Linked DNA regions of Homo sapiens: region 2 is linked to region 1. Evidence: chromatin loops called from intact Hi-C (ENCODE). Cell type or tissue: heart left ventricle. All regions are shown on one strand. Each heading gives the region's core, and the rest is flanking DNA. Links, peaks and the distances in the headings are about the cores only. Region 1 overlaps MAPKAPK3 (MAPK activated protein kinase 3). Region 2 overlaps DOCK3 (dedicator of cytokinesis 3).

Evidence for each region. A loop is a pair of places that touch in the nucleus more often than their neighbours do. Peaks named below come from ENCODE experiments on the same cell type or tissue, not always from the same donor. Only the 100,000 strongest peaks of a DNase experiment are listed, where the experiment ranks them.
Region 2: it touches region 1 in a loop (8-fold over the local background); 5 of 110 quality-filtered maps call a loop at or near these places.

Annotation. Positions count from the first base shown.
Region 1 is chr3:50,634,015-50,642,349 of GRCh38, reverse strand. MAPKAPK3 (MAPK activated protein kinase 3) reads right to left here. Exons shown (of 11, transcript NM_001243925.2): 3 at 1,845-1,984; 4 at 579-643; 5 at 18-97. Among named protein-coding and RNA genes, the nearest start is that of MAPKAPK3, 21 kb to the right of the region's middle. In heart left ventricle, for the core only: no CTCF peak of the experiment used is centred there; no DNase peak of the experiment used is centred there; H3K27ac peaks cover 3,583 bases.
Region 2 is chr3:50,682,689-50,691,023 of GRCh38, reverse strand. The region is part of intron 1 of DOCK3 (dedicator of cytokinesis 3); the gene reads right to left. It also overlaps the pseudogene PPIAP69. Among named protein-coding and RNA genes, the nearest start is that of MIR4787, 12 kb to the right of the region's middle. In heart left ventricle, for the core only: no CTCF peak of the experiment used is centred there; no DNase peak of the experiment used is centred there; H3K27ac peaks cover 769 bases.

The sequences.
Region 1 (8,335 bases), core at 325-8,324:
GAATCCTGGAGCCTCACCTTGACATCTCGGTGGGCAATGTTATGGCTGTGCAGAAACTGGATGGCAGTGCCAATATCCCGCATTATCTCTGCAGCTTCTGCAGAAACAGAGGAGGAGGGGGTCAGTGATGCCAGTCAAAGGTCAAGCCCCCACCCTATCATCCCTCCTGGACACAGTCTAACAGGCCAGCACAAGACAAGAAGACAGTGACAGCACTCCTGCTATCCAGGTTCTCTATCCCGGGATGTCTACGCCACCCCAGACACCCCAGTTTCCTCCGAGGATACCCCCAACCCATCTAAACTTCTTTCCTCAGTCCTGAGCTACCTCTCCCCAGCTCAACTGCGAGACAGCATCAAGAGGCTTTGAGGCCTCCATCCCAAAGCCATAGAGAGTCCAAGTTCGACAAAGTGTCTCAGACTCAGAGAGTCCCTTGTGGGGATGGACACTGAGTCTCACCCTTTCTTATTCAGATGGGAAGACTGAGAGGAACAGGGTCTTGCCTAGCATCACACACAACGCTCTGGTCCATACCTCTCACCCTGAATCCTCCTGCTGGTCCAGCTACATGCACATACCTCTCTCAGTGAAAGCCTGGTCGCCACGCTCCTGAATCCTGCTGAACAACTCACCACCTTCCATGCTGTAAAAGAGGTGACTATAAGCAGAGAGGGGGAAACTGCACATCATCCTACCCTTGCCCCTGCCCCAAATCATAGGCCCAGGCTTCAGACCCTGCTGCTCCGCTCCTCCCCTACTGAACAGCCACTGTCAGCCTCCCTGTCCCTTGTAGAACCTGGTGCATGGTGGGTTGTCAGCTTAGGTGGGTTGAACTGAACTCTTGGAACTAGAAGAGGGTGGTGGGCTCTGATCCCTGCCAAGAAGCCTGTGTGTTCCCAGTGGCACGGCCCCTACCTGACTGTGAGGGCTTGGGTACTCCCAACCCCATTCAAGTCTCTGTTTCCCCAAATGTGGGATGAGATGTTAATTATCATCATATGACCACTGTTCTCTGGGCACCTACTGTGTGCCATGCCCTGGGATCCACGTTTCATGAGCGCTGTTGTGTGATCCTGGGCTGGTTCTTTCACCTCTCTGTGCCTCAGCTATCTCTTTTGTATAATAGGGATGACAGCACCAACCCCATAGTCATGCAGATTGAATATGCAATACACATGGGCCACTTAGAATGGAGTCAAGCACAGGGTAAATGCTACATTAAGATCTTTCCCACATCTTACATCTGAGTTACAGAGATTCAGAGAGGTTAAGAGCTGCCCACGGTCACATAGCTAGTGGGTAGCAGAGGCAGGATCTGAACCCCAAATCTGAAGAACTGGCTAACCGGTCCAAGGATGGCTGGTGCTGAGCCATGGTGTTACAGGAAGAAGCCCAGGGTGGAAAAGGCCACTGGCTCCTGGTTCTAGGCCCCAAGCACCCAGTTCCTGGTGGGACCATGGGAGCACATACCCAGGTCAAAAGGAGAGAAAGCTGAGGGAACTGCGTGGGTCCTGTTCTTCCCCAAATCCCCCATCCATCCATATTCAGGGATTGGGAGCCTTCTCTGACAGCTCTTCCAGTCCTCCTCACAGAGTAGAAATCACACTCAGGGAGGCCATATTAACCCCTGTGGTTTCTTGCCCACCCTTGAGGGAATGTCCTTATGGCCAACTCCATAGATCCACAGGCAGGGCCTGCGGCTGCCTGCTCCATTGCCCCTCAGGGGCTACAGTGGCACCCAGATCTGCTACCTGAAAAACAAAGAAAGCCCCTAGAAGCGTGGCAGGGAGCCTGAGGGCCACAGGGATGCCGAGGGGGTGTGGAGACAGGGCAGGCCAGCATACCATTCCATGATGATGAGGAGACAGCGCTTGCCATGGTGCATGTTCTCATACACATCCAGGATGCAGACAATATGGGGGCCGCCAGAAGCCTGCCAGTGATGGTCTACCTCCTGCCGGGCCTTGGGGCTGTCATACAGGAGCTGTAGGTGGGTGCACATAGAAAGTGTCAGGCTCAGAGCCCTCTACCATCATTTTGCAGACAAAAACATATAAGCTCTGAGGCCTGTGACCTGCCCCAGGTCACACAGCTTATAAGGAGCAGAATGAGAATTTGAATCTAGGTTTCTCTGACTTGTGGTCCAGTGAGCCTCTGGACTTGAGGGTCAGTCCTGGGCTCAAGCAGCTTGGCAGGTAGTTCAAGGAGTCCGTAGGAGGTGGCTGACTGCTTCGAGGGGCTCAGAGGCCAAAGAAGCCCTTGCTTCCCTTCTCAGATGGAAATTGAGTGGGTTTTATAACCCCACTCTAATCACACAGCAGCCATGGGACCCCAAGCCAGGGGCCACACATCCCTTGAGCCTCATTTTTACCATAAGGATGACACAGCTGTTCCATTTCCTAGGCTAGGGTTGGAAATTGTACATGTAAATTGTACAGGATAGCACCTGGTACATAGTAGGCCCTTGGTGCCTCCCTTGTGATTCTCACCCTGGGCATCTATGAGAAATGTAAGTGTAGAAGCAGAAGGTGCTGGGGAAAGGCTGGGGAGGGGAGAGGGTGCACTAACACGCAAATCTGCCCTACAGGACTCAGCATGATCAGGAGAGTGCTGGAGTGAGAAGGAAGACTTCCTGCAGGAGAGGTTGAGGCCTGTGTCTGTCAATCTATCTCCCACAAAGAAACTGGCCCAGAGTGGAGGGAGACAAGGCCACACTCCTGTAGGGGTAAAAGTAATTAAGACTTCAGATTCTCCAGGAGTGGGCATGAGAACAAAACTCTCACTACCAAGAAAAGTGCTTCTAAAATGAGTTGCTTGGTCATGACCACCCAGTCAGTACCCAGCTCCCAAGGTAACTTTATAGCCTTCCTGGGAGCTGCTATGCAGTACCAGGGCGACAATGTCATCGCACTGTGAGAGAGGTGGGGCCATCTCAAGGTGACCTAGCTGCCCAGCCTCCACCCTCATTCCATGCTTACAGATCACCGGTAAGGACCCAGAGGTAGAGACTGGGGGAAGGGAGGACCCTAGTTGAGGGAGATGACAGCTGAGTGGAGTGAGATGTGGGTTTGGGATTGAATTCCTCCAATGACTCGGTGTGACCTCAGGCATACATTCACAGCTCCAAGCTGCAGCCCACAACTCTGTAAAATGGTATAATAGCAGAGTCATCCCCACAGGGTGCATCCCAGCCAAGGCAAGCATCCAGTGGGCGGGCATCAGGATCCTTGCTCGGGTTAACTCAGCCCTGGACTGTGGCTGCCAACCAGCACCAGAAATGAACAAGGCCTCACAGTGGCCCTGCTGTAGGGGGAGAAGAAGAAGTCAGCATGCATGAGGAGATGGCCCAGAATGGGGACAGCAGGGACAAGCCACCCCCAAAAAGGGTTGCTCACTCAAGGACCATCTGTGACACTGTGTTTCCTAATGGAGGAGGGCTGGGGACCAGGGCTGATGCTCAAGACCGGGGCTCGGATCAGCACTGCTCAGCAGCCATAGGACCCTGGGCTGCCCCAGCCTTAATTTCCTCCTCTGCAGGATGGGGAGAGCCAGGCCACTTTACACAGGGCACTGTTAGGGGCAGGCTCTGTGACCATGCACGCTCTCTAGGTAAAGACAAACTGGGTCAGGGCAGTGTCCCAGAGAGGGGAGAGGCAGGCAGTGGTTTCTCGAGCCTGCTGCCCCTTGGCTGTCCCTCCTTTTCTGGAGCTGCTCCCCTCAACCCTAGCCTGGGAATACAGGCAGTGCAAGGAATACAGAGAGCCAGGGGCTGGACAAGCCCTCTAGCAGCTCTGTGCCCCTGCTCCATTACCCAGAGCAGGCTGGGGGTGTGCGTCAAGGCTGCTGTGGGCAGACACTCCTGCCTGGACACCATGGATCCTTGCTCATGCTGCCCTTGCCTTCCAGAACACCCCTCAGGTTAGTGCCCGCACAATTCCCAATCACCAGCTTCTTTCTCAGCACTGGGACCAGAAAGCTCAGTGCCCCCCACTTGCCTCCACCATGTCCTGTGGCGGCCCTAGCTAGGGGTACCCCAATCCTCAGCCACAGGAGCCAAGAGGTACCATCCTCCCTCCCTGCACCGGGTTCCTTCTTTGCCTCCTCCCCCTCCCCCTGCCTGGTTCTCTCCTCCCCAGTCTGACCTGACCATCTCCTGTCAGGCCTCCCAGGCTGGCTCCCACACTCCCTCCTCACTGCCTGCCTTGTGGCATCTCACTCCCACATCAGAGTCCTCCTCTTCTCTCTTAAAAGTCCAAGCTCACAGCTGGAATGCTTTCATTAGGGTCCTCAGCCCTGCCTCTCCCCTTATGACTCTAATCCACCTGTGGCCACAGACACTTCCTCACATCTTCCAGATAAATGTCCTCCCCCAGCACGCAGGGCTTGCCTTCCTTTCCCACCTCACTTCCTGCCACCTCTGGGCCAAAACCACTTTGTTCTGGCCAGAAAAATATATATGTTGTTCCCAAACAGGCCTTACTCCCCCAGGCCTCTGTGTCTAGGTCTGTGCTGGTCCCTGTCATGTGCATTCTTGCCTCATCCTCTCTGTTGGGTCAACTCCCTCTTTTTGGGGAAACTTCAGGGCTCAATTCAGATCGATCAATCTCTCTCTCTCTCTGTCTCCATCTCTCTCTCTCTCTCTCTCTCTCTCTCTCTTTCTCTCTCTGGAAAGTCCTCCCAGCACCTTTTTTTCTTTTTCTTTTCTTTTTTTTTTTTTTGAGACAGAGTCTTGCTCTGTCACCCAGGCTGGAGTGCAGTGGCACGATCTCGGCTCACTGCAAGCTCCGCCTCCCGGGTTCACGTCATTCTGCCTCAGCCTCCCGAGTAGCTGGGACTACAGGTGCCCGCCACCACGCCCAGCTATTTTTTGCATTTTTAGTGGAGATGGGGTTTCACCGTGTTAGCCAAGATGGTCTCGATCTCCTGACCTCGTGATCCACCCACCCAAAGTGCTGGGATTACAGGTGTGAGCCACCACGCCCGGCCCCTCCCAGCACCTTTCTTACTGGTTTTGCTTCTGTTCCTCCTACCACCCTGGGAGCAGCTTGAGGGCAGAGGCAGGTCAAGTTCACTTGGGGGTCCCTGGCTGGGGCCTGGCAGGAAACACTGGGCTTCCGAGCAAACAAAGGATGGGAGGATGGGCCCAGGACTGGAGGGAGATAGGAGGAGCCAGAGGGAAAGAAGGAGGGCGGTAGATGGCCAAGGAGGGGCTGGAGAGCCTTCCAGCCTGGGCCTGCATCCTGTGCTTTGCTGAGGTAGAGGAGCAGGTGGAGCTGCCCTGAGCTGGAGCCTCTCAAGGCTTCTGCCCCACTGAGTCCATATTTAGGAACCCATTTCCCACATGGATTAAAATAGTCCCTCTACAAACGCCAAAGCCCTGAAAATAGGCATAGGGACAGGGGAGAGGGCCGTCCCCGGAAAATATAATAAACGCCCCACTGGCCTCTCTGCAGAGTACATCACAGGAGCCAGAGCCCTCAGCCTGGGCCCAGGTCCAGCTGCCAAGAAATCCCCTGAGCTGTCTCTCCTGACCCCTTGAGTTGACCCTGAGCCCAAAACCTCCTAGAGCCTCAGTTTTCTCATCTTCCTTCCCCATAGCCAGAGCCTTCTCCTCCAGGCCTCCCCTCAATGTGGTCCACCTCAATGTCATCTCCTCTCAGAAGCCCTCCCTCTTCATCCTTTGTTTTTCTTTCTTTCAATATATGCTTTGTTTATTGAGGTATAATTGACATATAGTAAAATGCCCAGGTCTCAAGGGTCCAATTCAATGAGTTTTGATGATTGCACACACCCTTGGGACCCAAACTTCCATCAAGACAGAAAACATTCCTAGCTCCCCAGAAAGCTCTCACGTCATCGCCCTTTTCACTTCCTGTGCAGCACTTGCTCACAACATACAATTAGCTTGTTCCTTTGATAACTCTTTAAGCAAAAACACACATACAGATATTGTACTTTCAATGTGCCTGGCTCTGTTTGGAGTACTTTATAAACATTAGGAGGAAAGGACTTCATTATCACCACTTTTTGGATGAGAAATTGAGGCACAGAGAGGGGAAGTAACTGGCCCCAAATCACATGGCTGATCCCCCAGCCAGGCCAACACCAGCAGCCTCCCTCATCAGACTGTGGGCCCACAGGGCAGGGCCAGTCTGCCTGGCCACCTCTAGGTCCCAGTACTGGGATACGGGGCCTGACACAGAGCACTAACTCAGGTAATAGTTGTAGATTTTTTTTTTGAGACAGAATCTTGCTCTGTCACCCAGGCTGGAGTGCAGTGACACAGTCACAGCTCACTGCAGCCTTGATCTCCTGGGCTCAATGATTCTCCCACCTCAGCCTCCCAAGTAGCTGGGACCACAGGTGCATGCCACCACACCTGGCTAATTTTTTTTTTTTTTGGTTTTTTTTTTTTTTTTTTTTTTTTTTGGTAGAGACGGGGTTTTATCATGTTGCCCAGGCTGGTCTCGAAATCCTAGGCTCAAGTGATCCTCCTGCCTTGGCTTCTGAAGCACTGAGATTGTAGGCATGAGCCACTGTGCCTATCAATATTTGTAGATTTAATAAATCTATAGAGTAAGGATGAGGGGGAAAACCTCTCACAACCTATCATGAGGACAAGATAAGATTAAATTGGCCAGGCGTGGTGGCTGACGCCTGTAATCCCAGCATTTTGGGAGGCTGAGGCAGGTGTATCACGAGATCAGGAGTTTGAGACCAGCCTGACAAACATGGTGAAACCCCATCTCTACTAAAAATACAAAAATTAGTTAGTGTGGTGGTGTGCGTCTGTAACCCCAGCTACTCAGGAGGCTGAGGCAGAAGAATCACTTGAACCCAGGAGGCGGAGGTTGCAGTGAGCTGAGATCGTGCCACTGCACTACAGCCTAGATGACAGAATGAAACTCCATCTCAAAAAAAAAAAAAAAAAAAAAAAAAAAAAGATTAAATTGAGGAGGCCCCAGTGAGGCTCAACAAATGGGAGACATGACAACCTGGCAAACTTTCTCCCTGCTGCCCAAGGGCAGCCTGTACCTCACCTACCCTCTCTGTTGAACCAGGCTTTACCTCCTCTTCCAGGGAGCCCATCATGACTGCTCCATTCCACAAGGCATTTCTGCAAGTTGGCCTCCTTCACATAGGTACATGACTCCACACTATTCTTCACAAAAGATGTCCCAAAGTAAGAGCTCCATCTTCCCAGGCATGAGAATGAGCACAGGGCCAGGACACAGGAGGCCCAGGTTCTATGCCTATTCTCAGTATGACCTTAGGCCAGTCCCTTTTCCTCTCTGGGCCTCTGTTTCCCCAAAGTTAAGCTGTAGGGCTTGGGCTATATAGGGTGGGGGAGATAAGTGGGTAACAAGGCAGACTTCTAGACAGGCGTTCCTTGCAAAGTACCTACCATAGTACCACTCCCACATCATTGCCCCCATGGAGCAGCCTCTGGGTCCCCATGGCCTCCATATCCACATGCCTGAGCCCACTGGGGGCTACCTGAAATGGGCAATGATGTCATGGTTCCCAGTCACAGCTGGGAAGACAAGAAGATAGGAAGGGGCTAAGCACGGTGGCTTACGCCTGTAATCCTAACATTTTGGGAGACCGAGGCGGGAGGATCACCTGAGGTCAGGAGTTTGAGACCAACCTGGCCAACATGGTGAAACCCCATCTCTACTAAAAATACAAAAAAATTAGCTGGGTGTGGTGGTACGCACCTGTAATCCCAGCTACTTGGAAGGCTGAGGCAGGAGAATGGCTTGAACCCGGGAAGTGGAGGTTGCAGTGAGCCGAGATCGCATCATTGCACTCCAGCCTGGGCAAGAAAATAAGACTTTGCCTCAGAAAAAAAAAAAAAGAAGAAGAAGATAGGAGGGGATTTCTGACAACCCAACGGGCCCCCACCCTTGCCTCATTCCTCTCCTATGTTCCCTGAGCTCCCCAGGGGTCCACCAGAACTGGAGGGTCTGTGATGGCACTTGGGCAGCTCCACAGCTCCAGCTAGTGCCCAATAGGTACACACAGACACACATTCACACACACACACAGACGTACACATACACACACCCCTGTGAGGTGGAAACTGGGCTTCTTCCTGAGGAAGGGGATTCCTGGCCATGCACCTGAGGTGTGGGTCCCCACTGAAGCTCAACAAGCATTGAATTTGAGATGATGTTTCCTTTAGCGAGTGACCACAGGCCTCAGGCTCTGATATACTGGTTTTCACTTTCCCTTCTCCCCTCATCCTCCTTTGCCAAATTCTCTCTCTTGCCCCCAGAGCCAGCAGCCAGAAGGCCAAGACCCCTACTGACTTCACCAGCTAGTGAGCCCCAGC
Region 2 (8,335 bases), core at 250-8,249, 49 kb before region 1:
GGCATGAGCCACCGCGCCCGGCCATATGATTACATTTATATGAGTTATCTAGAATAGTCAAAATCACGGAGATAGGAAGTAGAGGCCAGGCACAGTGGCTCATACATGTAATCCCAGCACTTTGGGAAGCCGAGGTGGGTGGATCACGAAGTCAGGAGTTTGAGACCAGCTTGGCGAACATAGTGAAACCCCATCTCTACTAAGAATACAAAAATTAGCCAGGCATGGTGGTGCCTGCCTGTAGTCCCAGCTACTCGGGAGGCTGAGGCAGGAGAATCACTTGAACCCAGGAGGCAGAGGTTGCAGTGAGCCGAGATCACACCACTGCACTCCAGCCTGGGCAACACAGCGAGATTCTGTCTCAAAATAATGAATGAATGAATGAATGAATGAATGAACGAACGAACGAATGAATGAATGTAGAACAGTAGTTGCCAGGGGTTGGGGGTGAGGGGGAATAAAGAGTTTTCATTTAACTGGTGTAGAATTTCAGTATGGGATGACGAAAAAATTCCAGAGATAGACAGTGGATGACAGTTACACAACAATGTGAACATACTTAATGCCATGGAACTATATACTTCAAAATGGGCAGGGCACAATGGCTCATGCCTGTAACTCCAGCTTTCTGGGAGGCCAAGGTAGAAGGGTCTCTTGAGGCCAAGGGTTTGAGACCAGCCTAGGCAACATGGCAAGACCCCATCCATACAAAAAATTTAAAAAATCAGCCAGGCATGGTGGCACATGCCTATAGTACTAGCTACTGGTGAGGCTGAGGCAGAGGATCACTTGAGCCCAAGAGTTTGAGACTACAGTGAACTATAACTGCATCACTGCACTCCAGCCTGGGAGAGAGAGCAAGACCTTGTCTCCAAAAAAAAAAAAAAAGGTAAAAATAGCAAATTTTATGTTACGTACGTTTTGCCACAATAAAAATAAATTATAAACAACCATAGGGGAAAAGCTTCATGATCCTGACTTTGGCAACAGTTTCGTAGCATGACACCACAAGTACAAACAAAAGAAAAAAAACAGATAAATTGGACTTCATCAAAATTTAAAATTTTTGTACATCTAGAGACACCACCAAGTGAGTGAAAAGACAACCACAGAATGGGAGAAATATTTCCAAGTCACCTATCTGATAAAGCAGGGCTCCCCAACCCTGCTTTATCCCCGTTAGGAACCAGGCCACACAGCAGGAGGTGAGCAGTGGGTAAAGAAGCAAAGCTTCAACGATATGTATTTACAGCCACTCCCCACTGCTCACATTACCACCTGAGCTCCGCCTCCTGTCAGATCAGCAGCAGCATTAGACGAACCCTGTTGTGAACTGTGCATGCAAGGGATCTAGGTTGCATGCTCCTTATGAGAATCTAATGCCTGGCTGATATGGTTTGGCTGTGTCCCTACCCAAATCGTATCTTGAATTATATCTTCCATAATCCCCCATGTGTCGTGGGAGGGACCTGGTGGGAGGTAATTGAATCATGGGACTGGTTACCCCCATGCTGCCATTCTCATGAAGATGTGATGGTGAGTTCTCACAAGATCTCATGGTTTCACAAGGGGCTTTTCCCCCTTTTGCTTGGCACTTCTCCTTGCTGTTGCCATGTGAAGAAGGACATGTTTGCTTCCCCTTCTGCCATGATTGTAAGTTTCCTGAGGCCTCCCCAGGCATGTTGAACTATAAGTCAATTAAACCTCTTTCCTTTATAAATCATCCAGTCTCAGGTATGTCTTTATTAGCACCGTGAGTACAGACTAATACACTGATGATCCGAGGTGAAGCTGAGGCAATGATGCTGGTACTGGGAAGCAGCTGCAAATACAGATTAACATTAGCAGAGAGGTTTGACAATCAATTGCTTGCAGACTCATCTGAAACCCTATCAGTGAGTGGCAAGTGACAATTAAGCTGCATCAGATGGCACGCTTTACAGTGGCAAGTGAGTTAATGTACTTAACACAGCTGTATCTGGTGGCAGGCTTTAAGTCACAATCCGACACTTAATTTACTCCTCGAATAGCCCACGCATTATTTTATTTACAGTCCATGCCTCTTTCCCACATGGTGCACTTGTCTCAGTCACAGTTTTGGTAAGCCCACAAGCTAGCTCTAGGCAAAATGAGTAAAAAACAAACATCACTGGAGAGCTTCTTTGAAAAGGGGGGAAGACTCAATGATGAGACAGCAGAAGACTCTAAGACATTCTAAGAATGCCAACAATAAAGAAAGCTGCATTTAAAAGAAAATACCGGCCAGGCATGGTGGCTCATACCTGTAATCCCAGCACTTTAAGAGGCCAAGGTGGGTGGGATCACCTGAGGTCAGGAGTTTGAGACCAGCCTAGCCAACATGGTGAAACTCTGTCTCTACTAAAAATACAAAAATTAGTCAGGCTTGGTGGCATGCGCCTATAATCCCAGCTACTCAGGAGGCTGAGCCAGGAGAATCGCTTGAACCCAGGAGGCAGAGGTTGCAGCGAGCCGAGATTGCACCACTGCACGCCAGCCTGGGCAACAGAGCAAGACTCCATCTCACAAAATAATTAATTAATTAATGAAAATACCAAGAGTCCTACTTAAATTACGGGTTCATTGCAACAAATGATTCACATTCTCCAAGTGCTTTGTATAAAATGTGGCAACCGGTTATCCAACAAAGCCATGAAACCTTCAAAACTGTCTCACCACATGGAGACCAAGCACCCTGCATTAAAAGACAAGCCTTTGGAGTTTTTCAAAAGAAAAAAAATGAAACACTAAGAACAGAAGCAATTATTGAAGGCCACCACTTCATCAAATGTGTCTGCACTTGAGACACATTCTTAGTGGCTAACCACATCGCTAAAACTAAGAAGCCCTTTACTATTGGTGAAGAGTTGATCCTGCCTGCTGCTGAGGACATTTGTCATGAACTTTTAGGAGAGGCTGCAGTTCAAAATGTGGCACATGTTCCTCTTTCGGCTAGTACTATAATTAGACAAATAAATAAAATAGCAGAAGATATTGAGGTACAATTGTAAGAGAGGATTGAGTCACTGTAGTATGCAATCCAGGTTGACAAGTCCAGCAATGTTGACAAGGCAACAGTGCTTGCTTTTGTGCGATATATTTTCAGGAGGATGCACATGAGGATATGTTGTGTGCACCTTTGTTGCCAACTAGCACCACAGCTGCAGAACTATTCAAGTCTTTGAATGATTACATATCAGGAAAACTAAACTGGTCATTTTGTGTCAGTATATGCATAGATGGAATGGCTGCCATGACTGGACAGCTTTCTAATTTCACTACTCAGGTCAAAGAGGTCACTTCAGAATGTAAGTCTATGCACGGTGTCAAAAAATGACAAAAAATGTCGCCTGAACTTAACAACATTTTACAGGATGTGATTAAAATTATCAACCACATTAAAGTACATGCCCTTAGCTCATTCTATTTGCACAGCTCTGTGAGGAAATGGACGCAGAGCATACATGTCTTCTCTTACACACAGAAGTGAGATGACTTTCTAAAGGTAGATCACTGGCCAGAGTTTTTGAGTTATGAAAGCAGCTCCAGTGATTTCTTTTAGAAAAACAGTCAGTCACTACTGGCAGCACATTTCAGTGACGCAGAATGGGTCACAAACTGCTTACTTGTGTGACATATTCAACCTGCTCAATCTGTCACTTCAAGGGAGAACAACAACTGTGTTCAAATCACCAGATAAAGTGGCTGCATTCGAAGCCAAACTGGAATAATGAGGGCGATGAGTCAACACTGGGATTTAGCAGAGATTTTTTTTTCTTTTTTTTTTTCTGTGATGGACTCTCACCCTGTTGCCCAGGCTGGAGTGCAGTGGCATGATCTCAGCCCACTGCAACCTCCACCTCCCGGGTTCAAGTGATTCTCTTGCCTCAGCCTCAGCCTCCCGAGTAGCTGGGATTACAGGCATCTGCCACCATGCCCAGCTAATTTCTGTATTTTTAGTAGCGATGGGGTTTCACCATGTTGGCCAGGCTGGTCTCAAACTCCTAACCTCAAGTGATCCTCCCACCTTGGCCTCCCAAAGTGCTGGGATTACAGGAGTGAGCCACTGTGCCCGGCATTTTTTTTTTTTTTTTTTTGAGATGGAGTCTTGCTCTGTTGCCCAGGCTAGAGTGTAGTGGTGTGATTTTGGCTCACTGCAACCTCCACCTCCCAGGTTCAAACGATTCTCCTGCCTCAGCCTCCCCAGTAGCTGGGATTATAGGTGCGTGCCACCACGCCCAGCTAATTTTTGTATTTTTAGTAGAGATGGGGTTTCACCATGATGGCCAGGCTAGTCTCAAACTCCTGACCTCAGGTGATCCACCTGCCTCAGCCTCCGAAAGTGCTGAGATTATAGGTGTGAGCCACCATGCTTGGCGAGCAGAGATTTTACAAGAGACTGAGCCAGGGCCTTCTTTCTCCCAGCTGGTGCATGATCACGTATCTCAGCTTTCAAAAGAGTCTGAGCATTACTTCCAAACCACAAAAGACCCCCAAACTGGGAAGGAATAGATCCACGACCAATCTGTGAATAAACCAGGTGAATTGACTTTGTGCATGCTAGAAGAGGATCAACTGCTTGAGATCACAAATGACAACAGCCTTAATGGTATGTTTGGGACAACTTCAAATCTCCATACATTCTGGATTAGAGTCAAGGCGGAATATCCTGAGATTGCCACAAAAGCACTGAAAAGCCTGCTTCCATTTCCAACATCCTATTTTTGTGCAGCAGAGTTTTCTGCAGTGATGGCAACCAAAGCGAGATTAAGGCATTGACTGGACATAAGCAACACACTTCTGGTGTCACTGCCTTCCGTCACCCCCAGATGGGACCATCTAGTTGCAGGAAAACAAGTTCAGGGCTCCCATTGATTCTACATCATGGTGAGTTGTATAATTATTTCATTATATATTACAATGTAATAAAAATAGAAATAAAGTACACAATAAATGTAATGCACTTGAATCATCCTGAAACCATCCCCTCATCCTGTCCATGGAAAAACTACCTTCCACAAAACCAGTCCCTGGTGTCGAAAAGCTTAGAGACTGCTGTATAAAGGATTAATATCCAAAAAATATAAAGAACTCCTACAAAACAACAAAAAACCAAACAACTCAATTAGAAAATGGGCAAGGCTTTGGAGACACCACTGCCCCCCAAAGCTCCCTGCCACCAGCCACCGTCAACCCCACCATGTTCTAGGCCATGGACAGCCCTTGAGCCACGTCTCCTTTGAGCTGTTTGCAGACAAAGTTCCAAAGACAGCAGAAAACTTCCATGCTCTAACCACTGGAGAAAAAGGATTTGATAATAAGGGTTCCAGCTTTCATATAATTATTCCAGGGTTTTTGTGTCAGAGTGGTGACTTAACATGCCATAATGGTGTGGCAAGTCCAGCTACAAGGAGATCTGATGAGAACTTCATCCTGAAGCATACACTCACTGGAACTAGCAATTTTCCTATAGATGTCAGTGAGGAAGAAACAAATATCCCTGTATTAACATCATAACCGTCATAATCACTTTTTTGTATTAATAATGTCAAATCACTAGAAACTCAGTTAAACAACTGATACTCAAGAAGTGGAACTGGTAGTAGGGGACCTTTTACTTTTGTAAAGAGAGGATTTATTGCTCTCAAGCATGTATCAATTTTGAAATTTTTCAAAATGCAAGTCTGTGGAGGAAATAATGCCCTATTATAACAAAAATGCAGAAAACAAGTACCCTCACTGTCCTGGAGGACAATCTGGCAACAGCTAATTTCAAACAACCAACTGCTCAAAAGTAGGAAAGTAAAGGATAGTATATCTGTATTACAGAACGGCAGTCTTAAAAGAGTGAAGAATCCAGATATTAGAACATGTTCAAAGTATAATAGATTTAAAATAAAAGTAGATTATAAGACAATATAAGCAGTATGGTTCCAAATTTATTTTAAATGCCTACTTAAATGTATATACAATAAAAAAAAAACTAAAAAGATATGACAATATGTTGAAAGGGGTTGTCTGGGTAATGAAAATAAGACATCACCTTTATGTTCTTTTTTGTATTTTTTTTGTATTTACTGACATTTCTGTAATGATATATACGTTATGTAATCAGAAGGAAATGTTACATAGGAAAATAAAAAGCTCAAATGTATTCAAGATACTGAATTCACAATATAGAAAAGACTAGATAAGTCATATTTTAGAAAAAATTCTAACAGAAATAGACAAAATCTCTTCTTGGTGCTCTTAAAGGTTTAACCTTGAGTTCCCTGGAAAAGTCACTCATCCAAAACACAGCATTCCCCAAAGATGTCAAACAAAAGAAGTATTGTCGGGATAAGTTCAAACTGCATCCCAGTTACCTGCTGTAAGATTTGTGGATCACTGTTGTGATGACTGTGAAACTGTAGGTGAGAGAGAGGGATTCATACTGGAATCCTAAGGCTCCCACTCAAAATCTGTCATCTGAACTTAGCCACAGGCACTAAGCCTCTCTAACAGGCTCAAGAAAGAGAAAGGCCAAGGGAAAAAAAGTACACTCATGATGTCACAAATTTCTAACAATCAAATATTATTAGGTTTACAGCCTGCCTTTTAAAATACCATCAGGATTAATAAAACAAAATAAAATTCTTCACTAGGTTGGAATCTTAATTAAGCATTCACCAGTCACTCACCATGAACTAGGTCCTGATGATACAAACATGAAGACAAAGTTCCTTATCCTCAAGAAACTCAGTCCCTGAGGCAGAGATGAAATTAAGCATGATCTAGAAGGATAAATGACATACTAGAGGTTGGTACCAACTGCAGTAGAAGCAGCAATGCTTATTTATATCAGGCAGAGTAGGGAAAGGCATAAAAAAGAGATGACATTTGAGCTTTTTCAGTTAACATTCCCCAAGCAGAGAAAGGGAATCATGGGATTCCAATGATATAACAACACCCTGAGTAAAGCAATAAAGGTAAGAACATTATAGTCCTGTCTGGAAAAGGGTGAGTTGTCCAGCATATCTAGAGTATAGAAAATGTGGAGAGAGACCCGGCATGGTGGCTCACGCCTGTAATCCCAACACTTTGGGAGGTCAAGGCAGGCAGATCACTTGAGGTCAGGAGTTCAAGACCAGCCAAGAGGAGAGGGGAGAGGGAGTGGGTGGGGGGGGGGGAGGAGAGCGGGGAGGGGAGGGGAGAAAAAATGTGGAGAGAATGTCAGAAACAAAACTCTGAGAAAAGTTTAGTGCCACCCTTCCTCCTGTACAGGAAGATGAAAATGAAGTTAACATCTTTTCAATGCTGATATTTCTTTCTCACTCCCCATGCTTTAGTAAGTCCATACAGACTTTTTAGCAGCATCTTTCCCCCTTGTTAAAACACCATAGCCATGAACTAAGGCTAAGGAGCCCATCCTAACCCCAAACATTATCAAGTTCACAAAGGTGGTACGGCTGGCACTATCATAAAATGTTCATACAGATAATCTGCATTCAAATCACAACACTGCAGACACTACTTGTTTATACACTAGACATAATTCCCCTCTAGGACAATAAAATTTTCTTCCTCTCCTGTCCAACATTTTTATTAGCCACTTGGAAAAACATAGAAGACAGGCTTATCAATTGCGTAAAGGTCCAAAGAAAATATAGTAATATCTTGGATCACAAACTTAAGCTTCAAAAAGATTTGACAGGTTGTACTCATGAGCTAAATACAGTGTTAATGTTAACGGAAATATAAAATACTTTTTAAATGAAACTAAAATTTTACATTTCTGTTTAATATCAATCACACAAGTTCAGGATGGAGGGGATATAGCTTGACTTCAGTTCATATAAAATAAAACCTAGAGTTGTTATAAATTCAGTATGAGCAATTAGTGTGAAATGGCACCTCAGAAGTCTCCAAAAAGCAGTCTTTATACCACATTAATAAAAATGTCCAATTCAATGCTACAAATACGTGTGTAAAACCTTCTGCATGCCTGGTTCTGAGGTGCGTCTGCCAAGAATGCAAAGATAGACCAGGCGCGGTGGCTCACGCCTGTAATCCCAACACTTTGGGAGGATCACAGAGTCTTACTCTGTCACCCAGGCTGGAGCGCAATGGCGCGATCTCAGCTCACTACAACCTCCGCCTCCCAGGTTCAAGCAATTCTCCTGCCTCAGCCTTCCGAGCAGCTGGAATTACAGGCGTGCGCCACCATGCCCGGCTAATTTTTATATTTTTAGTAGAGGCAGGGTTTCACTATGTTGACCAGGCTGGTCTCAAACTCCTGACCTCAAGTGATCCACCCACCTAGGCCTCCCAAAGTGTT